4 separate regions of the Homo sapiens genome follow, and all the other regions are linked to region 1. Evidence: chromatin loops called from intact Hi-C (ENCODE). Cell type or tissue: Calu3. All regions are shown on one strand. Links, peaks and the distances in the headings refer to the core of each region. The heading gives the core; the rest is flanking DNA.

What was found. Hi-C counts contacts between places; a loop is a spot of excess contacts. Peaks named below come from ENCODE experiments on the same cell type or tissue, not always from the same donor. Only the 100,000 strongest peaks of a DNase experiment are listed, where the experiment ranks them.
Region 2: a loop joins it to region 1, with 2.2 times the contacts of the local background. A loop is called at or near these places in 1 of 110 quality-filtered maps.
Region 3: it touches region 1 in a loop (2.0-fold over the local background); 1 of 110 quality-filtered maps calls a loop at or near these places.
Region 4: it touches region 1 in a loop (2.9-fold over the local background); 1 of 110 quality-filtered maps calls a loop at or near these places.

What each region holds. Positions count from the first base shown.
Region 1 is chr17:39,780,070-39,785,698 of GRCh38, reverse strand. The region is part of intron 6 of IKZF3 (IKAROS family zinc finger 3); the gene reads left to right. Among named protein-coding and RNA genes, the nearest start is that of GRB7, 45 kb to the right of the region's middle. RefSeq lists a silencer at 843-1,073. In Calu3, for the core only: no CTCF peak of the experiment used is centred there; DNase peaks (open chromatin) are centred at 2,088, 2,978, 4,098, 4,498 and 1 weaker place.
Region 2 is chr17:39,614,912-39,620,540 of GRCh38, reverse strand. No RefSeq gene overlaps it. Among named protein-coding and RNA genes, the nearest start is that of PPP1R1B, 9.2 kb to the left of the region's middle. RefSeq lists enhancers at 1,137-1,637, 1,638-2,138, 1,806-2,309, 5,174-5,243, 5,314-5,373 and silencers at 2,371-2,510, 2,591-2,690. In Calu3, for the core only: no CTCF peak of the experiment used is centred there; DNase peaks (open chromatin) are centred at 1,250, 1,910, 2,450, 2,720 and 4 weaker places.
Region 3 is chr17:39,673,088-39,677,732 of GRCh38, reverse strand. It overlaps PGAP3 (post-GPI attachment to proteins phospholipase 3), which reads left to right. Exons shown (of 8, transcript NM_033419.5): 4 at 3,054-3,116; 5 at 3,679-3,740; 6 at 4,083-4,219; 7 at 4,478-4,645. Among named protein-coding and RNA genes, the nearest start is that of PNMT, 7.0 kb to the right of the region's middle. RefSeq lists a silencer at 1,182-1,241 and enhancers at 1,400-1,945, 1,946-2,491, 1-2,862, 2,492-3,039. In Calu3, for the core only: no CTCF peak of the experiment used is centred there; DNase peaks (open chromatin) are centred at 1,392, 2,062, 2,602, 4,602 and 3 weaker places.
Region 4 is chr17:39,703,551-39,709,179 of GRCh38, reverse strand. ERBB2 (erb-b2 receptor tyrosine kinase 2) reads right to left here. Exons shown (of 27, transcript NM_004448.4): 2 at 2,039-2,190; 3 at 646-859. Among named protein-coding and RNA genes, the nearest start is that of ERBB2, 6.3 kb to the right of the region's middle. RefSeq lists an enhancer at 3,514-4,386. In Calu3, for the core only: no CTCF peak of the experiment used is centred there; DNase peaks (open chromatin) are centred at 2,016, 2,549, 3,219, 4,219 and 2 weaker places.

The DNA.
Region 1 (5,629 bases), core at 704-4,703:
GACACACATGTATATACATATATGTGTGTCCTGATTCTCCTGGAAGGAGGGGGAAAAATCAGAAAACTACACTCTATAAACAGTAAGTTCAAAATTATTGATTTTGAAGTAAGGTCACCACCTTACTTCCCATTCTCACAACCTTTTTTAGGAATTTCAAATAAGGAAAAGTATCAAAAGTAATATTTTAGCTATTCTCAGTGATATTAGGTGATTCAGGAAATGCTGAAATACAGAGGTTGAGTTAATTTGCATTTCATAGGGTGGTTTGGTGGATGCGTGCACCATACTTTAAGTCTCAGCAAAAAAAGATAAAGGGTTAACTAAGTCAGCAAGTTTTGATTTTTTTTTCAAACAAATATGTTGTAATGGTGGTTTCAGGTTATAAATGTGTAAATTCACAGCTTAATCAAGTTACTGCATCTCAGTTCACACATTACTCTTTTATATTTCAAATAGTTCCTATAATTTTTCCTGAGGCCAAAATTTACAGAATATTTAACCCAACATAAGCCAATCCTTTAACTATTTTGCACCCTTCCATGTGTGGTTTCCATTTCTGTTTCCTTCTTAGAATTGGGAGTCCATTGTGGACATGGGGTTCTATTCTGAGCCTGAGCAGTATAGTACATCTTATGCCTCATCCGTCACTTGTAAAGAGATGATGCTCCATTGCTGTTGTGCCTGCAGCACTCATTCTTCAAGTGCTTATTGTAAGTTGAAGTGCAGCGTAGTGTGAGAGCCAAGCCTGTGGACAAACCTGCCTGCAAGGGGAAGCAGGACTTTCTAGAAGCAAGCAGATGGATAAAAAGGCCTTGGAGTGAAGACCAGCCTGCAAAAAAATGCAGGTATTGGGCAACAGGACTTCTGGCCTTGCTAATCATTTCTTTTATCCAGATAGCATTTGTTGAGTTCTCTATGTGCCAGGCTCTGTATCAAAGCTGTTTGTAAAGATGAGTTAAGGTTAAGCCCCTACACTTTAAGGATTTACAATCCTGGCCGGGCGCGGTGGGTCGCGCCTGTAATCCTGACACTTTGGGAGGCCGAGGCGGGCGGATCACAAGGTCAAGAGATGGAGACCATCTTGGCCAACATGTTGAAACCCCGTCTCTACTAAAAATACAAAAATTAGCTAGGTGTGGTGGTGCTCACCTGTAGTCCCAGCTACTCAGGAGGCTGAGGCAGGAGAATTGCTTGAATCCAGGAGGTGGAGGTTGCAGTGAGCTGAGATCATGCCGCTGTACTCTAGCCTGGCAACAGAGCAAGACTCCATCTCAAAAAAAAAAAAAGACACTAGTGATATTGCTACTTTAGTCCAAGTTTCTACATCAGGCATCACAAGTGACACCATCAGAATATTCCAATTCTGTCTTAATGGAGTATATATGAAAAGAAGGAAAAATACAGAAGAACATGGACTGCATTTTCCCATTAGCTTGATTCTTATTTCAGAAAGAGACTAACAGCCGGTATAGAGATTCATTTAGCCTCATTCACACAGATTATGAATACTTGGAGCAGGAAATATTTTATGTAACAATGAGTTCTAGCAATAATAATATTTTTAAATAATTGAATAATCACATCTATTTATGAATCTAAGACTCCAAACTTTTCATCTTCAATAGTTCTTCAAGCTAATACAAGCATGAGGGCTTCAGAATAAACTTACATTTTTACCAACTTAGCAGACCAAAGAAAATGTTTAAAAATTTTTAAGTTTGTTTTCCCAACCTATTTTTTTTTGTTTTGTTTTTTGTTTTTTGTTTTGAGACAGAGTCTCACTCTGTCACCCAGGCTGGAGTGCAGTGGCACGATCTCAGCTCACCGCAACCTCCGCCTTCTGGGTTCAAGCAATTCTCCTGCCTCAGCCTACTGAGTAGCTGGGATTACAGGTGCCTGCCACCATGCCCAGCTAATTTTTGTGTTTTTAGTAGAGACGGGGTTTCACCATGTTGGCCAGGCATCTCAAACTCCTGATCTCAGGTAATCTGCCCACCTTGGCCTCCCAAATTATTGTGATTATGGGCGTAAGCCACCACACTTGGCCCCAACCTATTCTTTTTAAAAATCAATACTGGCCGGGCGCGGTGGCTCACGCCTGTAATCCCAGCACTTTAGGATGCTGAGGTGGGCGGATCGCGAGGTCAGGAGTTCCAGAACAGCCTGGCCAACATAGTGAAACCCCATCTCTACTAAAAATACAAAAATTAGCCAGGCACGATAGCATGCACTGATAGTCCCAGCTACTCAGGAGGCTGAGGCAGGAGAATTGCTTGAACCCGGGAGGCAGAGGTTGTGGTGAGCCAAGATCATGCCACTGCACTCCAGCCTAGGCAACAGAGCGAGACTCCATCTCAAAAAATAAAAAATGCTATCTCACAGGTAGTATTCATTTTACTTGTTCAAAAAGGCAACAGTTTTATGAAACTTTTTTGTTAGAACCTGCCTCTGTCTTTGATACCAATCTCTTGTTAGACAATTTCTATTGCATAATAACACCACTTTGTTCCACTCTCCATTAGTTACTGACTGACTACACCATAGAAGAGACAGGAAGCAATACCTCTTATTTAAGCTCCACTTAACACTTCAAGATCTAATGAAGGATTTTGAACAAAAACAAAAGCACAACACAATTACATAGTTAAACCTCCAATGACTTTGAGGTAGAAATTGTATCATGGAAATAGTTAACTAAAACCAAATATTAAGACTTATACAGGGAATAAAGGTAGTAGTAACCTAATCTGTAAATGTGACTTTGTACTACATTTTATTATTTTTTCAGCACGTCTTTAAAATAACTTTTCTAATGAAAATTAGTATGTCTACTATTTAGTAGGCAAGCAATGTGAAGGGAAATTGATCCACAATGACAGTTCTACTCATTCTGTTCTCACTCATGAGCTGAATGTGCAAATTGTTCCTTGCCACCATCCCATATTCCCCACACCCACCACTTGCAGCATTACACCGCCAAACACCACCCAGGAACGGATTTCCTATTTCGTCATTTAAACCCATTATCTTGTTCCCTTACTATCTTGCCAAACTGGTTTCCCTCCACTTACATTTCTGAGATATGAAGTGGCAAGATAACAAGTCTAGACTGTTCGTATAAATAGACAGTTGGGTCCTAAAGTTGGAGAAAAGGACCAAAAGCCAATAGTCCTCTTTTTTTTCTTTTCAGTGCACTGCCTAAACCACTCAGTAATCCCAAAGAGCTTGTCCAGTTACAAAGCATTTCTTTGTGTATGTGTGATATGTGTGTGTGTGTGTGTGTTGTTGTTGTTGTTGTTGTTTAGAGACAGGGCTCACTGTGTTCCTCACACTGGAGTACAGTGGCAAGATCATAGCTCCCTGGGCTCAAGCAATCCTCCCACCTCAGCCTCCCAAAGTGCTGGATTACAGGCGCAAACCATGGAACCTGGCTCTTTGTGTTTCAAAGGGCACTCATTTCATGGTATTGTGCATCAGCTATCCAACAAGTGTGAGGCAAAAGACTAGCAGTTTAGGAAAGAAAATGAGTGCCATCTTCAATTGAAAACTAGCCTTTGCCTAACTTATCAACTAGAAAACAAGGTTAATTCAGTGAAGATCAACTGAATCAGTAGGAGTGTGTTCACATGTACAATGAGAGTGGAGCTCTTGTAGTTAATATTTTGAGTGAATGACCCAGAAAGAGGGTGTGGGTGAACAGGAGTCCTCTAGATTCGTTTCAGAGGATTTCTTTCAATCTAATCGGAGTTGTGGAAATGGGAAAGTCTCCACCCATGCCTCAAAATATGTCCATCCATGAACACTGCAGAATTTTATGTTTTTAAATGTCAGGCATTTGGTCACTGATTTACAGAATAATGTTTATCTGGAAATGACTCTAAAGACCAGTTTGGTGGGTAACGAGGAATAAAAGGTGATGTTATCTCAAAAGTTTGCCATTTAGTGACCTGCCCTAATTACAGTTATTTAGGTCAATGTGTCCACACTTCAGCATCCTCCCAAATGTAGAGGATGTTGATTACGTGTCCTCAGAAAGCTGCTTGTTTTAATTGACATTGACTTCAGTAAAATGTAGACAGCGACTGCTGAGAAACAAATGGGAAAACTAGATGGGTAGCACCGTGCTTGGGGTAATTCCTGGGTAATGATTTGGCAGTGAGAGGAGGGACCACAATAGACTAATAAGAACAATGGTAAAATGGGCATAAAAGGTAAACATTCCCAGAATACTGTTTTTCATTCTTTTTTTCCCTATAAATCTTTTTGTTGATAACTACAGGGTTGAGGGGAGGCTTACTTGGATTTAATCTTCTCAAAATTGCTGGAACCAGGATGAATGTTCCTAGTCAAAGTGCAAACTTAGCTACCTCTCCCCTGATTCTAAGAAAAAAGTCTCCTAACAGCCCCAGGAACTTACTGCAAATTCCAAGCTTTGTCTTTCATCTCTCTGCTCTTGGGGCTTTGGGTAGTGCCACATCTGGTGGTGGTTTTGTGTGAAAGGAAATAATATATATAAATAATTTCCTGTTTGGTCATTTAAACCTATCCCTGTGCTGGACAGAATTTGACCCTCTTCACTCAATAGCAGTGTCTTGTGGCTGAAGTGCCCGTTATTTACAACTGCTGGTCAGCCAGAGTCAGTCGAGTACTTTTGCACTAGCCCAAAAGCCACTCAGGCCCCCTATTCTGACCCTTACTGTTTTCATTTACACAAATAGTTGTTAATAGCTTCACTGAAGGCTATGATTTATTCCTTTAGAGCCTAGAATTATTTTTGACAAGAAACTCACTGTCTAGTAAATATTGTCATTATTATCACATTATTATCATCCTCTTCTTTTTCATTTTTGGAGCTGGATTTCTTTTTCTTTTTAAGAGATGGGATCTCACTGTGTTGCCCAAGCTGAACTTGAACTCCTAGGCTCAAGCCATCCTCTCACCTCAGCCTCCTGAGTAGCTGGGACTATGGGCTAGTGCCACCACACCTGGCAGAGCCAGATTTTATGTTATTCCAGGAAAAAAAAAAAAGCTGAGCTTTGGCTGAGTGCAGTGGCTCATGCCTGTAATCCCAACACTTTGGGAGGCTGAAGTGGGAGGACTGCCTGAGGCCAAGAGTTGGAGACCAGACTGAGCAATATATTGAGACTAATAATTTTTTTTTTTAATTAGCCAGGCATGGTGGCTTTAGACTGTAGTCCCAGCAACTTTGGAACCTGAGGTAGAAGGATTACTTGAGCCCAGGAGGTTGAGCCTGCAGTGAGCTGTGATCATGCCACTGCACTCCACCCTGGGTAACAGAGTTGAGACCCTGTTTCAAAAATAAGTAAATAAATTAACTAAATAATGAAAACTGAGCTTTATAATGTATTGTGTAATGACTAACATACAGTTTTTTAAGGCCACTAATAAAATTAGAAATATTTAATACTTTGGGGCTTTTTTTTTTTTTTTTAGACAGAGTCTCACTCTGTCACGCAGGCTGGAGTGCACTGGCACTAATAGGTTGGTGCAAAAGTAATTGTGGTCTTTGCAGTTACCTTAATAGTTCACCGTAACCTCAAACCCCTGGGCTCAAGGAACCCTCCCACCTCAGTCTCCCAAGTAGCTAGGACTACAGGCGCATGCC
Region 2 (5,629 bases), core at 627-4,626, 170 kb after region 1:
CCGCAACCTCCGCCTCCCAGGTTCAAGCAATTCTCCTGACTCAGCCTTCCAAGTAGCTGAGATTACAGATGCCCGCCACCACACCCGGCTAATTTTTGTATTTTTAGTAGACACAGGGTTTCACCATGTTGGCCAGGCTGGTCTCGAACTCCTGACCTCAAGTGATCTGCCCGCCTTGGCCTCCCAAAATGCTGGGATTACAGGTGGGAGCCACCGCGTCCGGCCTATCAGGGACAAAATTTTTAAAACCCAGCCAGGATTCCTGAGTTCTGTGGTCCTCACAAGGCTTTATCATTCTGGGCCCTTCTGTTCTCCCCCACCCCTCCACCCCCATCCCCACCCATCTCCCACTACACAGCCAAGGCCCTTCCTTGGCCTGTCTGGGAAAGGAAGAAAAGGCTCCATCCCACCCCAGCCCCTGGAGCTCCCACCTTTCAAGAAGCAAGTTCTCTCTACCATCTAACTGAAAGCCCTTCCATTTCTCTAGTCATCAGGGGCTACCACAACGCCCTCTTGCTCTTCCAGGAGGCAGAGATCCCAGCAGGGGCAGAGATGGGGAGGGATCAGAGGGCCTGGAGGACTCTGTTGGACTCTGCCCTCACACAAGCCAGGTGTGAGCCTGGCCTTGCTACATCTTCCCTGTGTGTTCCAGAGCAGCTTAGTCAACCTCTCTGAGCCTTGTGTTCCACATGGAGATAATTCCAGAACCTACCTTCTGGGTTGTTGCAAGGTTTGGATGGGATACTGCCCATGAAGTTCTTAGCAAAGGATGTGGTTCAGAGCAGGAGCTGCAGAAATGGTGGTGGGGAGAGGTGGTGTGCTGGAAAGAACCCACACACAGCTGGACTGTCTGGGTTCAAACTCCACTCCACTACTCACAGCTGGGTGACCTTGAGCAGGTTGCTTAACCTTCGTGTGCCCCTGTTTCTCCATCCTTAAAACGGAGACTGTAACAGAACTTGTGTCACTGGGGGGTCGTGAGGCACCTAGAGCTTGCTGAACAGTTCTCCAGCTAAATAAATGTTTGCCGAGTTAATAGTCTTGTTAGTTGCTGTCATTATCATCGGCCCCCACTAGAGCACTGACCCTCCTTAGGCTGTGCCTTATCCAGGGGCTTGTTGATGGCAGAAGGTTGGAGGCTGAGCAGAACCAGACTAGAGACCCTGGCACGGGGAATACCGGCTCAGGACAGGCCCACAGTCCCCACCTCCTTAAGGTGCCCACCTCTGGCATCCTCCTACGCCCTGGCATGAGCACAACTGGTTCTGTCTGCCTCCCCCAGTCAATGGCCCTGCAAAGCAGCCAGCCCCCTCCCTGTGCCCGGGTCCTGACTACCTCCTGGAAATAAAGCAGGGTCCCCAGGGCCCACTCAAGCCCAGGACTACTCTGCCAGGGTGCCAGCTGGTGCCCATGGGGGCGGGGCAGCGGTTTGATCGTGTGGAAGGGGAAAGCTGGAGGCACCCCCAACCTTGTGGCGCCCACCAGATATAAGAAAAGGCTGGGGCCAACCAGAACATCCTTCTAGCTTCCTTCCCCTTGGGAGAAGAGGGGTGGGAGCTAAGATTTGCCTGTCCTGTGCCTCAGTTTACTCAGCCATCCAGGAGATGGAGTCTTCATTCCTGTCTCCCAGGCTACCTGGGGCCCCAAAGCCTTGGCATTGGCCTCTCACATCTCCTAGACCTCTTTCCTTTCTTAAAGAATCCTAGTTCAGCTCCTGGTCCCCGCCCAGGTTCTCTCCTTAGAAGCCACTAAGGAGGACACTGAGCCCCAGAGGGGGAGGCAGAAGCCACCGCACGCCGGAGACGGCCCCTGCAGAATGTGAGGCCGCATCTCCAACTCCTTCTAGGGTGCCAGTCCCCGCCGGGGTCAACGGCGATCCCCACCGCTGCCCCTTCCCGCCGCCACTGGCCCTTTAAGAGCCTCTCCGCGCGCTGCCGTCCCGGATCAGCCAGAGAGACCATTAAAATTTTATGCAGAATGAAAATGGGCCAGGTCTCCAGCTTCCTCGCTCCCATCCAATGATTTATTACTCGCAAATACCACAGAACTAATTAGTATAGTAATTAATTAATACGCATTTGCATATTTGCATGTGCAATTAGTGCAGTGGAGTGATTACTGGGAGAATGAGGGGCCCCGATTGTCAGATGTGAGGGGGAAGTGGCCTGGAAAAGAGTTAGTGGGAATGAACTTTGTAGGGAGCGAGATGGCGGGGAGGGAGGGGCAAGCGCGGGCGAGGCGGGGGGCACCGGGGCACCTCGCTGGGGCACAGGGCGGCCCCGCCCGGGAGCATGGGGCAGGACTCCCCTGCGGGCCCAGGACGCAGGTCGGGGGCCGAGACCCCGGAGCCCCCGCCCCGCCCGGCGCGCGGCCCCGCCCCGCCCCCGCCGCGTGGCATGGCTCCAAGCGCGCGCCTGATTGTTATGCATTGTGTTTCTTGTAGCGAACGGAGCCGGGCGGAATGGGGCTGGCACAAGCTGTTTCCCTGCCACGCGGCGGTGGCACCTTAAAGGGGCAGCGTCCCCTTCCCGCCGCCGCGGCCGGCCCGCCCGGCCCCCGCCGACCCCACCTCCGAGCCGGGGCGACCCGCTCCCCCAAGCCCGGCTCCCCCAAGCGGGAGGCCGCGGGGAGGCCGCCCCGGGAGGGCGCGCGGTCCCATGGGGCGCGGGGCACGTGCCGAGGGAGCCCGGCGGGCAGGAAGTCAGGGCTGCGAGCCGGGATTGGGCGGCTGGGGCGCGCCGGGCGCCGTGCCAGGCGCGGGGCGGGGGTGGCGAGGAGAGAACCGGGAGCAAGCCAGGAGAAGGACAAGGAGGAGAAGGAGCGAGTGGCGGGGGCTCACCGGGCGCCAGGTGCTTGCTCCTAGGACGCCGCTGCTCCTCCTTGCAAAGATTTTGTGAGGCAGGGCTTCTTATTCCCATTTTACAGACAGGAGGGCAGACGGGGGCGGGGGCTGCAGGTAGCTGGTGAGCAAGTGGTGAAGCTGGGGCTCCTGAAGCTGGTCTGTCCATCCCCAAATGTTCAACGCGGTGCCAAGGGCCAGAGGCTGGAGCGCCATCAGGGGACATCAGGGAGGACTTCCTGGTGGAGGCAGCACCTCACTGAGTCTGCAAGGGCTAGGAGGGAGTCTTCTGAAGAAGCTGAGGAAAGTGGTATATACAGGGTGGAAAAACTCCATGGTTAATGTGACTGCTCCCTCTCTGTGTTTAGAAGCAGCCTCCACCCACCTACCCACCCATGAGCAGAACTTGATAGATCCAGGCCAGGGCATCATGGCTCCTGTGACTTGGGGACCTGGCCAGAGGCCAGTTGCCAGAGGGCAAACCCTGGGCACAAGTCCTTCCCAGGGCACCCTCCTTTCCCTCTCCATTGCGGGGTCTGCTGGTCCTACGGTGTGGAGACCACAGCGGTTTCAGAGAAAGGGACACACTTTATAATAGTAAGAGCATGAGCCCTGGAGTCAAGTCAAACTTGGTTCAAATCCCAGCTCTGCCACTTTCTAGCTATGTGACCTTGACACATCAGCCTTGACGGCAACCTCTCTGTGCTTCAGCATCCTGGTCTTTAAGTGGTGGTACTAGGAATCCCTCCCACAGATGTCTTGTCAAGAATAAAATGATTCCTGTGAAGGCCAGTGCCTGGCACAGATAGCACTCACCATTGTCATTATTACATTAATAAGTATGTTATCACACAGAGTGCTGAGGCTCTGGGAATGAGAGGACCCCAAAGTGGCAACAGAGTCCTGGTTTCCAGTCCCAGCTCTGCCACTCACTTATTGTGTGACACAAGGCAGGTTGCTTCCCCTCTCTGTGGCTTCTTCATCTGTAAAATGGGGAGTGAGCCCATGAGACCCTACCTCTCTAGACTATTCCCTTCCCTCCCTGTGGACCCCAATTAAAAAGTCAGGCAGGGCACAGTGGTGTGGGCCTGTAGTCCCAGCTACTTGGGAGGCTCAGGTGGGAGGATTGCTTGAAGCCAGGTATTTGAGTCCAGTCTGGGCAACATAGCAAGACTCTTGTCTCTAAAAAAAACAAAAAACGGCTGGGCATGGTGGCTCACACCTGTAATCCCAGCACTTTGGGAGGCCAAAGTGGGTGGATCGCTTGAGGTCAGGAGTTTGAGACCTGCCTAGCCAAATGGTGAAACCCCATCTCTACTAAAATACAAAAATTAGCTGGGCGTGGTGGCGTGCGCCTGTAGTTCTAGCTACTCTGGAGGCTGAGGCTGGAGAATTGCTTGAGCCGGGAGGCAGAGGTTGCAGTGAGCTGGGATGGCGCCACTGCACTCCAGCCTGGGCGACAGAGCAAGACTCCGTCTCAAAAAAAAGAAAGAAAGAAAGAAAGAAAGAATCTCCACCCTTCATGCCAGGCAGTCCTTCCCAGGTCCACTCCTGGGGCTGACTCAAGAGATCTCTGGTTAAATTGTGACCTCCTGCCCTGACCACAGTGTCCTGCACACACCATACATTCTGCCCCAGTGACCTTTTGGGGCTGTCCTCCTGAGCACTAGCATCACCACTATGGTGTGGGTCATCCGTGCCTACTGTCAGGCCCATATGTCCCCTGCACCCATGCGCTCAAGGGACGTTTCAGGGAATAGTCCAGCACCAAGCCCCTAAAATTCCCCAGCCCAGATCCCTGGCTCTGATTTCCAGGGGCAGAAACTGGGAAATGCCCAGGTCACAGGGAAGGTCACAACAGAGCCCGCCCTAAGGAAAGAGGGCCCAGGATGCAGCCTGGTCCTGTGCTGTCCCCACTGCCCTGCGCTGCAGCATCAGGGAGGAGTTCCCCAACCCCCATCCGCCAGCACTTGGCCACCCAAGTGCGCACTTCATAACCTGCCGTCCTTTTGTTCCTCCCATCAGTGCTGAACTGCAGGTGACCAGGTGAACCGTGGTGCTAGTCCCATTTTACAGATGAGGAAGCAGGGGGTTACATGATCTGACCAAGGTCACAACGCTGCTAACTCTGGTACAGTTGCCACCTTGAGCTCCCTGTTCCTCTGCCTTCCTGTATGGACTCTGGGAGTGGGTTTGGGAGGGGCTGGAACAAGACATATCAACTTCTCCATGGAAAACTCACAAGAGAAGCAGAACAAAGATATGGTGATGAAGAGAGCTGCAGGAACAAAATTAAAAAAATAACATTGGGCCAGGTGCAGGGCTCACGCCTGTAATCCCAACACTTTGGGAGGCCGAGGTGGGCAGATCTCTTGAGGTCAGGAGTTCGAGACCAGCCTGGCCAACATGGGGAAACCCCATCTCTACCAAAAATACAAAAGGCAGCCAGGCGTGGTGGTGTGCGCCTACAGTCCCAGCTACTCAGGAGGCTGAGGTGGGAGGATTGCTTGAGCCCAGGAGGTGGAGGCTGCAGTGAGCTGAGACTGTGCCACTGCATTCCAGCCTGGGTGACAGAGTGAGACCCTGTCTCAAAAATAAACAAACAAACAAATAAATCAATAAGAAAAAAGGAAAAAAATAACACTGATTTTGCCTGAGGCAAAATCAGCCACCTCTGGAGAGAGCTGTTAGCTCATTTGAAGCTTATTAGCACGCCCATTTTACAGAGGGGAAAACTGACATTCCATGTCAGTGCTGATATTGGTGGGGAAGCTGAAGAGAAAAGAGGGA
Region 3 (4,645 bases), core at 646-4,645, 110 kb after region 1:
AGTCTCCTATTCCACCCCCACTGGCACCCTGCCCCTGGCCACCCCCTCTCCTCAGTGTTTACGCAAAGCTCTGGGTGCCTGCTGGGCAGCCTGTCGCCCTCCTGGCCAGTTCCCCTCCCTGCCCCCCTTCACTTGAGCGTGGCAAGGAGTCCGAGAGTAGCCGTGCCTTGGCATCTTGGAACTCTCCTTCCTTCCAGAGCCCATCTTTCCCCTTTGCTTGCTCTTGATGACAAACTCTGAGTGAGGAGAAATGGATCTGTTCGGTTCACATTGATGGGAACATGGCTCCAGAGGAAGGAGGAGGGGCTCTTCCTATAGCTGAGGTGTCTCCGTTCTGGAATGGAGAGACCCTGAGGCCCCATAGTTTGACCTCAAACTTTGTGACCCTTGCGGAAAGGGAAGTTGAGGGGCAGGTGAACGGGCGTGGTGAGAGTCAGTCTACTGGACCTGATGAAGGAAACTGACATTGATGGGCACCTACTATGGACCAGGCAGCAAAACCAGCAGCCATTCAGAGGAGTTCCTTGGTGCCAGGCATTCCGCAGACCTCGTCCTCATGGCCTCCTGTGCAGTGAGCATCATTATGAACCTGTTTTGTAGGTGAGGCAGTGGAGGCTCACACATACTGGGTTATGTGTCCAAGGTCACACAGCTGCGTAGGGGCTGAGGCAGGACTTGAATGCAGACTCTGTCTCATTGTGAAGACTGGACACTCTTCCCCCAGCCTGGAGCTGTGGAGGTGGGCCTAGGCAGCTAGGAGACCACCCCTTATCTGCCTAAACATCCTTGGCCTGCAGGGAGAGTGGGAGGCAGACATCCTCTTAGGCCTCAGTTCTATGGGAAGCTGACGGGGTTCTGTGCTGGTCAGGCAAGTGGAGAGAACACTCATGTTTCAGCCTGTCCTGGGCTCTGTGCTGTACGCTGTATTTGTATTGCTCATTAAACCCTTATCAACTATGATTATTCCCATTTTGCAGATGAGAAAACTGAGGCACAGCAAGGCTAAATAACTTGCCCAAGGACACACAGGAAATGCAGAGCCAGGAACTGAACCCTGGCAGTCTGGCTGTAGGGCTTGCATTCTTAATGATACCACTACCTCCCAAATCTGAGGAAAGGGTGAGAAGAGGAGCACCCCCAGAGTGGGATGCTCCCCAGGGGGGAGGGGCTTTTCAGGGGTGCAGAGGCCAGGCTTCAGGTGGGTCTCTGTGAGTGGAAGGCACCCAGGGAGGCGGTTGGAGAGGGGACCCAGCAGCCCCACCCATCCTGTGGCCCTACGCATATGTTTGCCCGCACACACACCCCCTGCTTTCGGTGTTCTGAGCCACTTAGCTCAGTCCTGCAGTCCTCTTCTCACCTCCCCCTTCCTGCTGTGGGTGACAAGGAGGCCTGGCTGGCTGCCAGTCCCTGCCGCCTTCCTCTTCTCCTTCCCACATTGGCTCCAGGGCCACTCTCCTCCCTAAGGATGTCCCTGTTCCTGGCCTGCCAGGGAGAACTGGTCCATGTGATTGCCTGGGTCCCGTCTCCAGCCCAAGCCTGCTCCTCTCCCCATGCTGACTCTAAGCTTTTCAGACTGTGGGAGCAGTGTCTGAGAAGCCACCAGGTTCAGTCCTGTTGTGCAGCCTCCATGCCTGTCTCTGGGGAGGGGGCTGCAGCAGGGCAGAGCCTTGAGTCTGGTGGAAGGGACAGAGTGGCCATCCTCAAAGGAGGAAGCAGCCTGCCCTAGACCACACCACCTAACGCCAGGCTGGAAAGGAACTGAAGTTTCACTTGAGCCATGATTTGTCCCGGGGGAAGCTTGGGCTGAGAAGGGCAGGGCCCTTTGACCAGGTCAAGAGGAGCAGAAGCAGCAAGGCTCAGCCCAGAGCCCAGGCCAGACAGGGGCACTAGGCAGCCTTGCGCCTTCCAGAGCTTGGCACCCCGAGAACCTGACTGGCTGTGCAGCAGTTCTGCCCCGCCTGTACCCCTTCTCCTCCCATTCTCTCCTGAGCTCCCCAGACCTGCATTTGGAATGCATCTTACTGTCTGACCTGCCTGCTACAGTGCCAGACAGAGTGTAGCTTCTTGCCCCCTCCCTCTGTCCCCTGCCTGGCCAGTTTTCCTGGTACATTGGAGCCAACTGAGCAGTTCCTGGCCTTTCCTCATCTCCGCCAGGCCTGTCCCACCCTAGCGCATCCCTCCCCACCTCCAGGCCATTCCCGGCCTGGCCTGCTGTTCCTTTGGTTGTCACGATTTCCCAGCCCTTCCCTTCAGCCCACCCTGCTTTCAGCAGTTTGGGCCTTTGCTGTGGACACAGCAGTCCCTGAAGAAAGTGCCAGCACCAACGCCCACAAGCTCTTAGGCTCATTCGCTAGATAACTTTTGTGCTCTCTCCACGCAGCTAATTTCCAGGAAGAAGGCCTCAAACATTCCCCTGGGCCCTGGCCCACCACAGCCCCTCCAGTCCTGCCCTCTACTCCTCCCAGGCTCGGGAGCAGCCACTGGTCTGGCGGGTTGGGCAGGCCCAGCCAGGAGGAAGCTGGGCTTGGTTCACCCTCCTCCTGGGAGCCTGTGCCCCAGTGGGATCTGCTTGATCTCCCTCCCCTGCTGCTTGGAACACACCCCAAGCTGGCTCGAGCCCCTCCACCCCACCCACCTCATTCCCGCCCCCAGAGGCTGAGGTCACTGGCTCCCCTGGGCCCGGGTGGGGTGGTGCTGTCAACACCTGCCGGTTGGAGGAGGAGGCAAGGCCCCTGGGGGCTGTTGTCTTAGCAATTGAGTAACTAGGGAGCTTGGCTATACCGGAACTGGTTCCCAGGCCAGGCCGGAACCTGTGGAGGCTGCAGCCCCCCGTGGCCTTGGGGGTTTGGGGTGGCAGGAAGTCCACCCCAGGGACCCTGGCTGGGTGGGGGTAGAGGGACATAGGTTTGTTCAGAGGGCTCCAGGGGCAGGAAAAGCACATTTCTTGTCCTGCAGAGCCCCTTCCCAAAGGTGAAATGGATGTGAGCAAATGGGGGTCCCTGCCTTGAGGTCAGGGTGGGGGGCAGCATGCTCACCAGCCCCTCCCTCCTTAGGTGTCCCTCAATGCATGGTTCTGGTCCACAGTTTTCCACACCAGGGACACTGACCTCACAGAGGTGAGCATTCCTCCAGCTCCCCCTCCTGCACAGGGTGGTCCCAGAGGAGCCCAGAAGTGGGCAGAGGGGCTCTAGAGGGTCATGCCAACTCCCTCTGAGGAGCACTGGGAGGAGTATGGGGTGGGCATCCTAAACCTGTTGGTGCCCTTGATCCTCAGTGAGCCTCATCAGGTGGGGATGAGTATTCGCTCTTCTTGCCTGATGAGGCAGCTGAGCCTTCGACAGGGGGACCACATGCTTAGGGGCACCCAGCCAGTGAAGGGTTGCCACAGGACGTGACCCCATGGCTGTCAGACTCCACACTGTGCTCTGAATTCTGTGCAGCGTGGTCATGTCCTGGAGCCTCAGCAGGAACCCTCCACCAGCGTCCCTAAAGCCTTGTTCCTGGGCACATTTTTAAAAACTTGTATGGTGATGTGAACACAAGACTCAGTCAGAGTGAAACAGTGATAGGCAGGCCCAGGACCCCGGCCCCTCTCTGCCACTCCTCCATGCCCCCATCCCCGCGGGTCCTCTCCGTGAAGCCTCATGCTGGTCCCTCACCACCCTTCCCTGTCCTCAGAAAATGGACTACTTCTGTGCCTCCACTGTCATCCTACACTCAATCTACCTGTGCTGCGTCAGGTGAGCCTGCCTGGGTGGCTGCAGGGGCAAAATCGAACCCTGGGGGCAGAAAGGGGTCACCCAGCCTTCCCCTGGGGGCCTTCTTCACTAGTCTCCCAACACCTACGCCCCCCAACCCCCAACACATCAGCTGTCCTGGGTGAGGACTCTGGGGTAGGACTGGGGGCCCTGGCTCCTGACAAGGAGCTGTAGCACTTGCTGCCCAGCTGTGGCCTGTTTGGTGGGGAGAGGGGTAGTGACTTCAGGGGCCATGCACCAATGTTGGGGGGAGGAGATGCTTCAGGGAATGCTGCTCTGGGGATGGGCCACCTGCCCTCTGAGCAACCCTGGACGGTGGGGCAGGACCGTGGGGCTGCAGCACCCAGCTGTGGTCAGTGCCTTCCGGGCTCTCCTGCTGCTCATGCTGACCGTGCACGTCTCCTACCTGAGCCTCATCCGCTTCGACTATGGCTACAACCTGGTGGCCAACGTGGCTATTGGTGAGGCCCTGGGGGGCTTGGGCCATCTGCAGAAGTGCTAGCTTGGGGTGCGAGTGGGAGGTTGGTGCCATTCCTGGAGAAGGAGGTTCTAGAGAGACTCTTGGGGTAGAGGAATGGAGAAGAATTTGAGGTGGGAGAGAGAGGAGGCTGGGAGGAGAGTCCGAGGATGATCCTGGGGTCAGAGAGCATGGAGTTGGGGGTGGCCTTGGGGAGAAGGAGCCGAAGGAATGAGTCTCTCCTGCCCCCACTGGCACCCAGGCCTGGTCAACGTGGTGTGGTGGCTGGCCTGGTGCCTGTGGAACCAGCGGCGGCTGCCTCACGTGCGCAAGTGCGTGGTGGTGGTCTTGCTGCTGCAGGGGCTGTCCCTGCTCGAGCTGCTTGACTTCCCACCGCTCTTCTGGGTCCTGGATGCCCATGCCATCTGGC
Region 4 (5,629 bases), core at 860-4,859, 77 kb after region 1:
TTACCGTCTTTGAGTCCCACCACCACCACACCCGCAACAAGAACAAAGCGAGAGCCAGGGAGGAGTGAGTTGTCCATGCTAGGTCCAGATGCTCATGTGGACCGCAGCTCTCTCCTTCCTTCTCACCTCTACTCTGGGCATGCTGCTTGGTGGTTAAGAGACTGTGGAGTCTGAAACTCAGCCCCATCACTCACTAGCTGTGTAACTTTTGGCCCTTATATCTGCAAGCCTCAGTTTTCTCATATGTAGAATGAGAATAACACTGATTTTTTCCTGACAGGACTGCAGCGTGACTGAAATGGGCCATGCGGGCAAAGCACCTGGCACCCAGACTCTGGGGCAGAGTCGGCTCCAGGGCCAGCAAATAGTTACATAGGTTGTTCACTGTACACTTCACTCAGCCAAGTGGGGGCAAAAACCCAGCCTGCATTCTCACGATTGAATTATATGTGCTGACGCAAGCTACAACTTCCCAGGAAGAAGGGGAATCTTTTTCCAATCTTCTGAGGGCGTCTTCCCGGGCTCTGCCTGCGTCTGCCCAGAAGGGACACCATTTCTAATGCACACAAAGCCTCCCCCTGGTTAGCAGTGGCCCTGGTCAGCTCTGAATAACCAAGAGAAGGTTTCAATGACGGTGAAGGCCACCTGTGAGGCTTCGAAGCTGCAGCTCCCGCAGGCCTCCTGGGGAGGCCCCTGTGACAGGGGTGGTATTGTTCAGCGGGTCTCCATTGTCTAGCACGGCCAGGGCATAGTTGTCCTCAAAGAGCTGGGTGCCTCGCACAATCCGCAGCCTCTGCAGTGGGACCTGCCTCACTTGGTTGTGAGCGATGAGCACGTAGCCCTGCACCTCCTGGATATCCTGGGAGGGGGAAGCAGAGTGGGGCTGAAATAGGAACACTGCCACCCCCCAGGGCCTCCCTGGGGTTCCCCAGTACTTGGAGATCTTGGGCAAGGCCCCCAGCCACTGAGCAGTCCTGTTCCCGCTTAAATAAAACGATAAAATAGAGATAAAGATCACGCCCTACCTTGCCTCACCAGATTCTTATATGATCAAGAAAGATAATGGTGGGGGGGCATTTCATAAACTCCGAACAGGTGCCCTGCCCTCTCTGTATCTCAGTTTCTTCATCAGTGAAAGCAAAGGCCTGGATGGGATGGCGTCTGCAAATTTTTTTTTTTTGAGACGGAGTTTCACTCTTGTTGCCCAGGCTGGAGTACAATGGCACGATCTAGGCTCACCACAACCTCCGTCTCCCAGGTTCAAGTGATTCTCCTGCCTCAGCCTTCCCAAGTAGCTGGGATTATAGGCATGTGCCACCATGCCTGGCTAATTTTGTATTTTCAGTAGAGACGGGGTTTCTCCATGTTGGTCAGGCTGGTCTCGAACTCCCGACCTCAAGTGATCTGTCCGCCTCGGCCTCCCAAAGTGCTGGGATTACAGGCATGAGCCATCGCACCCGGCCGGCGTCTGCAATTTGACAAACCAAGCATGTGGCCCCATTCCAGGGTCTGTGGACACGATCCAGCAGGTTGGTTTCCACTCTCCCTCCTGTTCATAACCTTTTCACAGACATTTCTCTTCTGAGCTTCACAACTGCTCCCAATATACAGATAGGGAAACTGAGACCCAGTGAAGCTAAGGGGGTGTAGGCCACATTCATAGGGCTCGTCAGTGGCAGAAGTGGGCCTGTAATCCACCTTTCTCACCAGCCCTTTCTTCTGCTGTAAGTGGGAGAGGGATAGTGGCTGGAGCAGGTGGACAGGGGACATGATCATGCTGGCAAGAGAGCACAAGATTTAGCGGAAACACAGACGCATCCCATCCAGACATGACCTCGGCCAGCCACGTTATAGAGAGAGTCAACTGATTCTGCAGTAAAATGAATGGGGGTTAGATGTTAGAAAGGACTTCCTGGTTGAGAAACCACAACAAGAGAGGAAACAGAAGGGCAGGGCACCTTCTTCTGCCACCCACCTGTAAACAGAGGGCTCAGCCCAGCTGGAGGCAGGGCCTGGCTGGGTTGCCCACGGGCCTCACCTGCAGGAAGGACAGGCTGGCATTGGTGGGCAGGTAGGTGAGTTCCAGGTTTCCCTGCACCACCTGGCAGCCCTGGTAGAGGTGGCGGAGCATGTCCAGGTGGGTCTCGGGACTGGCAGGGAGCCGCAGCTTCATGTCTGTGCCGGTGCACACTGGCAGGAGAGAGCAGATGGGTCAGAGGACACTGGCGGGGGACCTTCTCAGACCTGGCCACCCCATCCAAACTCACTCCAAGTCATGCCACCTCAGACAGGGAGAAGCCTGACTGAAGGACCCCTCCGCCCATGTCCCTTGCACACTGCAGGTTTAACAGCAGGAGAAAGCTTGCGTGCTTGGGAAGTAGAGGGATTTCAGGGGAAAGGCTTCTTCTGACTAGGCCCACCCTGTGCATTCAGAGGCTGCCCCAGCGTGCCAGCCCTGGGGAGCTCGCCCGCCAGTACAGGGTGTTGGCTGGCAAAGAAAGGCTTCCTTTGTCCCAAAGGCACAACTCAGGGCAAAGGGGTAAAAATCCCCCAAGAGAGGCGATGACGAATCATGAATCTTCTGGATACCCCCTGCCCCTCTCCCAAGCAAACAAACTCGGTGCATTCTCCCTATGCCATTCCAGCACACCCACATGCCAACCTCTTGGCAAGGGATCCACACCCCCGTAATGCCACCCAGAGAGTGGGGAAGGAGGGTCAGCTGGAGTTGCAGCTGAGGCATGGGACAACCGGGGCTCTGGTCATTGCAGAGACCTCTGGGAGTCCCCCATGAAGAGAAAAGGAGCGTCAGATTCCAGTTGTGGGCATCTGGACCCAGGCTGCAGATCCCAGGCCAGGGTGAAGCATGCGCCAAAGGTTCCTGCGCTGGCACCCTCACCCTGGCCACCTCCTCAGGGCAAGACTCCAGAACCAGCTGGCAGAATGTGTGCCACGAAACTGCTGCCACAAAGGCACTACGTCAGCCCTGCATACCTGCCCAGCGCGAGCCATCAGCCATGGGGCATAGGGCTGAACTGCCACACCTGGCCCACTTGGACCCCAGCCTGGTATCCCTGAGACCAGAAATGCCCACTAAGGTCAGGAATACTAGAGGAGGTAAAGCACCCCTGGTGAGGGGCGCCGGGGTAGCAGCTCACACCAGGCCTGCCAGTGAGGGGAGATTAAAGTGCCCAGTTGAACTTGTTTTTCTGCTCTGGTGAGATGAATCACCTGGCGTGTCTTGCCCAGGAGATCGGAAGGGTGGGGGCAGAGGGCACCCTCAGGCCCACAGGTGCCTGAGCTGCCCAGAATTCCTGCCGGTCACTGCTCCGCCTCCCACAGGCTACATGCAGATTCAGGGACAGCACAAGGGCTGGCTTGGGGTCTGACACCAGAGGCACTGCTCTCCCAGCAAGTTGGAGCCTAAGGTCAAATCCTAGGGGGTAATACGAGGTACCCCCTGCCTTCAGATTGCTGGGAGAGGCTGGTAGGGCAAGCCCCCAGGTTCCCTGCCTGGGCCAGTGGCCAGTGGCCACAAACTGGTGGTCTCCTAGTGATACTCAGAATGGCCTCTATTCCCACCTCTCTAGGCAGATAAGGACAAAGAGGGAGGAACAGGAGGGAGGAACAGAAATAGAACTCAAGGGTCCATGTCCCTGAGGGAGGCCTCCCCACTCCATGCCTCACCCACTTGCACCCCCTCCTCTTCCCCACACTTCCTCCCCCAACAGACTCCCAAGAGAAACAGGAGCTGGGGGTGGCAGGCCAGGCCCAAAATAACGCCCTGCTGCCAGGACCTCCCCCGGCCTCAGCCCTTCAGCTGCTTTATAGACACAGCTGTCTGCAGGCCCAGACCCCAGGCCCTGGCCCAAGCCCAGGGTCTCCACAGGGCTGGGGCAGGGTCCGACTCCACCCCCTGTAGCCCTTTTCAAGGGATACCAGCTGTGGCCGCCAGGCAATAGGAAAACAACAACAATGGGGAGTGGGGGCCGCCACAGTAACTGAGCTGAGCACCTACTGTGTGCCTGGCAGGCACTCTCGGTGGATCTGCATAACATGCTCCAGAGACTGGGGCTGCAACCTCCATCTTGCAAAGAAGACAACTGAGGCTGGCAGGGGTTAGCTCTCGCCTCATAAAGCTTGTGAGCAACAGGCAGGACTGGAACTCAGGCTGGCCTGCCTTCAGATCCCACATTCCTTCCACTAGGCCTAACTGCACACACACAAATCCACCCCACACCCCACGCCAACATAAATACACACTAATTCTCCCAATGCCACCGATAAACACCACAGGCTCTACGGAGGGCAGGGTGGCTGGGCTGGGTTGGGCTGGAGGGTCAGAACGGGTGGTAGCCCCACCCCACTAGTGAGTTTGTTTACCTGATTTGTGGCCAATTTGAGTCTGATTAAGAATCTTAAAGTGTTTGCAGACAGGTGGTAAAATTGGTACCCTGAGAACGGTTCCCAGGGAACTGGAGGCTTGCTGGCTAACACCCCCACCAGCCTACATGAAGTCAAGAAGGTCTTCCTGACACCTCCCTCCCACTCTCCCATCTCCTTACCATTGTCCCCATATCTGCCCTGTCCCATTGGTTTTCTTTTTTTGAGATGGAGTCTCGCCCTGTCGCCAGGCTGGAGTGCAGTGGCGCAATCTCGGCTCACTGCAACCTCTGCCTCCCGGGTTCAAGCAATTCTCCTGCCTCAGCCTCCTCAGTAGCTGGGATTACGGGTGCCTGACACCACACCTGGCTAATTTTTGTATTTTTAGTTGAGGCGGGTTTCACCATGTTGGCCAGGCTGGTCCTGAACTGCTGACCTTGTGATCCGCCCGTCTCGGCCTCCCAAAGTGCTGGGATTACAGGTGTGAGCCACGGCACCTGGTCCCCGTTGATTTCCTGGGGGGTAGGTCCTAATTCTACCCAGGAGTGTCCTTGTCTCCAGGACCCTGCCCCTCAGGAACCCCAACCTCCAATTCTCCAGAGCAAAGACAGTATGAGGCAGGACCAGCCACAGGGAGCGCTAGATAAGTGTCTGCTGAGTGAATGAATGAATGAGTGGATGAATGAAGTCCAGTCACGAGTCTCCGAACAAAAGGGACCAGTTGAGGTCATGGAATCCATCTCTCTGCTCAGAGCTGGTCACAGTCCTTCATGTCTCTCTGGACTCTGGTGGTCAGGACTTGACCCCAGTCCTGAGGTTTCTCTCAGGTGGGTTCTCTCCTCCCCACCAGCTTGCAGCCCCAGCTGCTCCTCTTGCTCACAGCAGAAAAGCCAATACTTCCCTTGGTTTCCATGAATACTACAGTAAAATGACCTGTGTCCCCAAAGCTCAGCTCTCCCAGACCCATAATGTCACAGCCCATTCAAGTGACACTGGGATTCCCCGACCACAAACACCTGGTGTATCAGGCCTGACATCAGACCAGGGCCTGGGCCCAGGGTCTTTAGTTGAGAACCCTAGCTCAGCTGCTCACTGAGTGATCTTGAGCAAGTTCCCAGACCTCCAGGGCAGAAGCTAAATCGGATTCATCTCTATGCCCTGCAGTACCTGCAACTTGGTGAATATTTACTGACCTAAACTTGGCTGTAACAGCTCTTACTCCCTCAGAGGAGGTACATGAGAGTTA